Linked DNA regions of Homo sapiens: region 1 is linked to region 2. Evidence: read pairs that join two places in POLR2A ChIA-PET (ENCODE). Cell type or tissue: PC-9. All regions are shown on one strand.

The links. Peaks named below come from ENCODE experiments on the same cell type or tissue, not always from the same donor. Only the 100,000 strongest peaks of a DNase experiment are listed, where the experiment ranks them.
Region 1: POLR2A ChIA-PET joins it to region 2 with 9 read pairs; 7 of 35 experiments call an interaction of 5 or more read pairs at or near these places.

What each region holds. Positions count from the first base shown.
Region 1 is chr11:63,698,843-63,701,342 of GRCh38, forward strand. The region is part of intron 1 of RTN3 (reticulon 3); the gene reads left to right. Among named protein-coding and RNA genes, the nearest start is that of RTN3, 19 kb to the left of the region's middle. In PC-9, no CTCF peak of the experiment used is centred here; a DNase peak (open chromatin) is centred at 1,309; H3K27ac peaks cover 809 bases.
Region 2 is chr11:63,819,538-63,822,037 of GRCh38, forward strand. All of the region lies in intron 5 of SPINDOC (spindlin interactor and repressor of chromatin binding), which reads left to right. Among named protein-coding and RNA genes, the nearest start is that of SPINDOC, 7.3 kb to the left of the region's middle. In PC-9, no CTCF peak of the experiment used is centred here; no DNase peak of the experiment used is centred here.

The DNA.
Region 1 (2,500 bases), 120 kb before region 2:
GGTGTCAGTTCTCACCCAAATGTTAATTCCCAGATATTTATCTACAGCATTTACCTCTCTCCTGAGCCTGTCCCTATTACTGCACTGCCTGTTCAACAGTTGCCACTTATATATGCCTTAGGCAACTTTTTTATATTGAAAGTTAATAATATAAGGGATTCCTGGCCGGGCACAGTGGCTCACGCCTGTAATCCGAACACTTTGGGAGGCCAAGGTGGGCGGGTCACTTTAGGTCAGGAGTTTGAGACCAGCCTGCCAGCATGGTGAAACCCCACTAAAAATACAAAACCCCTACTAAAAATACAAAAATTAGCCGTGTGTGGTAGCATGCACCTGTAATCCCAGCTACTCAGCAGGCTGAGGCATGAGAATCACTTGAACCTGGGAGGCGGAGGTTGCAGTGAGCTGAAATCACACCACTGTACTCCAGCCTGGGCGGGCGACAGAGCTGAGACTCCTTCTCAAAAAAAAAAAAAAGAATTCCTTCTGTGTTCCCAACCATGGCATTTCATTTAGTCCCTCAGTGATCTTTTACTTCTCCAGTCTTTAACATCCAGGCAGATGGTCTCAAGACCTGTCTTCTCTCTTGTCAGCAGTCCTCTCATTCCCATCCTCACTGCCTTAGTGCGAGCCCTTATCTCTTGCCAAGATTATGCAGTAGCTTTTCAGTTCCGTCCATGCTCTACCCTGCTGCCAGAGTTCTTTCTAAAACACGTGATATTGTCACACCCTTACTTAAAAACCTTCAGTGATTCCTTATTACACAAAGGATATAATCCAGATTACATGGCATTTAAAGCCATTTGGAATCTGGCCAATTGTTCCTTCTCCCCAGAATGCCTTTCCCTTCCTTGTTCACCTCATGAACTTAAATCTTTAAAACCAAGCTTACCACCTCTTCTGAAACATTCTTAATTTACCATAGTGGCTGTCTCTGCTGCATTCCCACAACTCATACAGTTTTACTGGTGCATATTTGATTTTCAGCTACTTGTGGGCACTGTATTACCAGTACTAACACAGGTCCTGGACTTCGCTACTTAATGAAAATGGTTTCATTAATGGCATTTGAGGATTAAGATCATTCTGGGGTTCAGTTCCCTGTGACACAAATACAGAATATGAATACAATGTGGTTTTGTAAGTTAGAAACCTCATGGAATATTGTACCAGCCATTACCAGTTATCTGTGTTCTGCATCTGCATAACAATTTGCATGTTGAAATTTTCCATTAGGAGGGAGTGGTGTTAGGTGAAGGTGAAAAGGCAAACAGCTGGCATGCTCATAGGCTCTTCTTTGGCATTGGGCTTGAAGTATTTGGTTTTTCAGGTTTGTTGGGATTTAAACGCATCATTGGCAGAGATTTAATGTTGATAGTAAATGCATGTAGAAATGGATCCATCTGGAAACATAGAGATAGGAAAACATGATTCTTTTACTTTTTTTTTTTAAGGTAAGGTCTCACTCTGTTGCCCAGGCTGGAGTACAGTGGTGTGATCACGGTTCACTGCAGCCTCAGCTTCCTGGCCTCAAATAATCCTCTTACCTCAGCCTTCCAAGTAGCTGGGACTATAGGCTCATGCCACCACACCCAGCTAATTTTTTTTTTTTTTAATTTTTTGTGGAGACAGGATCTCACCATGTTGCCCAGGCTGGTCTTGAGCTCCTGGGCGCAAGCGGTCCACCTGCCTCAGCCTCCCAAAGTGTGGGGATTACAGGCGTGAGCCACCTCACCTGACCTGTTTCCCTGCCCCCATCCTTTTTATTTTTTTTTTTTTGAGATGGAGTCTCACTTTGTCACCCAGGCTGGAGTGCAGTGGCATGATCTCAGCTCACTGCAACTGCCCTCTCCTAGGCTCAAATGGTCCTTCCACCTCAGCCTCCTGAGAAGTAAAGGATTAATTGAAATGTTATTTTTTATTTGATCTTCTTCATTGGTCACTGTGTATCCTGATAAGAATTTTCAGGCCAGGCTTGGTGGCTCACACCTGTAATCCCAGCACTTTGGGAGGCTGAGGCGTGCGGATCACGAGGTCAGGACATCGAGACCATCCTGGCCAACATGGTGAAACCCTGTCTCTACTGAAATACAAAAAATTAGCCAGGTGTGGTGGTGCGCGCCTGTAGTCCCAGCTACTCGGGAGGCTGAGGCAGGAGAATCGCATGAACCCAGGAGGCAGAGGTTGCAGTGATCCGAGATTGCGCCACTGCCCTCCATCCTGGTGACAGAGCGAGACTCCTTCTCAAAAAAAAAAAAAAAGAATTTTCAGCTTTTAGTGCTCATATATAATTTGTTTCTTACAGTACTTCTCTTCCAAATTTTTATACTTTCTAAACCCTTGCTGTTTGAAGTATTGATATCATTTTGTTGTTTCTGTTTTTTTCCTGATATCAAATGTACAGCTCTTTTCCAGAATGTCATATAGTTGGACTGGGCCAGTATGTTGCCCTTTCATACTGGTTTCTTTCACAGACCAATAAGCATTTAAGGTTCCTTCA
Region 2 (2,500 bases):
CCAGGCTGGAGTGCAGTGGCGCGATCTCGGTTCAGTGCATCCTCTGCTTCCCAGGTTCAAGCGATTCTCCTGCCTCACCCTCCTGAGTAGCTGGGATTACAGGCGTGTGCCACCATGCCCAGCTAATTTTTGTATTTTTAGTAGAGACAGGGTTTCGCCATGTTGGCCAGGCTGGTCTCGAACTCCTGACCTCAGGTGATCCACCTGCCTCAGCCTCCCAAACTGCTAGGATTACAGGCGTGAGCCACCGCACCTGACCAGGTGGGCTTTTCTTAGTGTTTCCTTGTTTCCTGGAATTGGTCACTGGGTCCGGGTAGGCCAGTGTTTCCCAGAAGCCTGATACTGATTTCCACACATGCAGTTTGTTCTAGCTAGAGCCTGAGGGGTGCCCACCTTACCCTGGTGGAGCTGAGGCCCAGATGGGGCCACTCAGCAATTCAGTTAGGTGTCCAGAGAATAGATAAGATGAGCAGTGGACAGACACCTCCAGGGGACACCAGCTCAGTAAATTGCCTCATAACAGCAGTAAGTGCTTGTGTTGTTTGGGCTCCTACTGAGTTTAAGAAGCTTACATACAAGGCAAGTCGTGGTGGCTCACGCCTGTAATCCCAGCACTTTGGCAGGCTGAGGCGGGCAGATCACCTGAGGTCGGGAGTTTGAGACCAACCTGGCCGATATGGCGAAACCTCATCTCTACTAAAAATATAAAAATTAGCCAGGTGTGGTGGCAGGCGCCTGTAATCCCAGCTACTTGGGAGGCTGAGGCAGGAGAATTGCTTGAACCTGGGAGGTGGAAGTTGCAGTGAGCCGAGATTGCGCCACTGCACTCCAGCCTGGGCAACAGAGTGAAACTCTGTCTCCAAAAAAAAAAAAAAAAAAGAAGCTTACATACAGTTTATTTGGCCCTTACAAAAATAACTTGTATAGAAGGGCAGATGTCCATTCCTTTTTCCAAAAGGGAAAACCATTTCTCAAAGAAATGGTTCCTTCTTCCCCATGGTCCTTATGTCAGTTTCCTATTTGCTGCTGTAACAAATCACACAAATCTAATGGCTTAAAACAACACACATCGGGCCGGGCGCGGTGGCTCACGCCTGTAATCCCAGCACTTTGGGAGGCTGAGACGGGCGGATCACGAGGTCAGGAGATCGAGACCATCCTGGCTAACACGGTGAAACCCCGTCTCTACTAAAAATACAAAAATTAGCCGGGCATGGTGGCGCACGCCTGTAGTCCCAGCTACACGGGAGGCTGAGGCAGGAGAATGGCGTGAACCCGGGAGGCGGAGCTTGCAGTGAGTCGAGATCGCGCCACTGCACTCCAGCCTGGGCGACAGAGCGAAACTCCGTCTCAAAAAAAAAAAAAAAAAACAACACACATCGCTTGTGCCTGTAGTCCCAGCCACTTGGGAGGCTGAGACAGGAGGATTGTTTCAGCCCAGGAGTTCAAGGCTGCAATGAGCTATGATCACACCACTGCACTCCAGCCTGGACGACAGAACGAGACCCTCTCTAAAAACAAAACAAAACCCAAATTTATTATTTTACAGTTCTGGAGGTCAGAGGTCCAAAATGGGTCTCACTGAGCTAAAATCAAGCTGTTGGCAGGGCTGTGTTCCTTCCTGGAAGCTCTAGGGGAAAATCTATTTTCTTGACTTGCCCAGCTCCTAGAGGCTGCCTGCATTTCTTGGCTTGTGGCCTCCTTCCATCTTCAAAGCCAGCAGTGGCTAGTAGAGTCTTTCTCAGATACTGTCCTGGGTTCCGGCTCATCTGCCTCTTCCCCATTCAAGGACCCTCATGATTATATTGGGCTACTCAGTCCAGGATAATCTCTTTTTGAGTCCGCTGATGAGCAACCTTAATTTCATCTGTAACCTTCATTCCCCTTTGCCATGTAACAAAACATTCACGGGTTCCAGGGATTAGGGTGAGGGGCATCATTCTGCCAACCACACATGACCCAGCAGACAGAATTAGGATGAGACTGGAATGTAGTCCAGCAGGGCAGAGACCAAGCCTAGTCCTCTGTTCACCTCTCCATGCCAAGCATAGTTTACAGGCGCTCAGGAAATGCTTCTTGAAGAAGTGAATAGGTAGGAGTGCACGTCTCCTTGTACCAACTTGTCTGAAATGTGTGTTTGAAACTAGAGCCATAGAATGATGGCCAACGAGGTGGCTGGAGGCTCTCCTGAGAGTAGGGCTCTCAAAAAGCAGGTGTGCTTTTGTTTTTGTTTTTTGAGACAGAGTCCCTGCCCAGGCTGGAGTACCATGGCGCCATCATAGCTCACTGCAACCTCAAACTCCCAGGCTCAAGCAGTCCTCCTGCCACAGCCTCCTGAGTAGCTGGGACCACAGGTGTGCATCTCCACACCAGGCTAATTCTTAAATTTTTTGTAGAGACAGGTTTTCACTGTGTTGCCCAAGCTAGTCTCCAACTCCTGGGTGCAAGCAGTCCTCCCACCTGGGCCTCCCAAAGTTCTGGGATGACAGGTGTGCTTTTT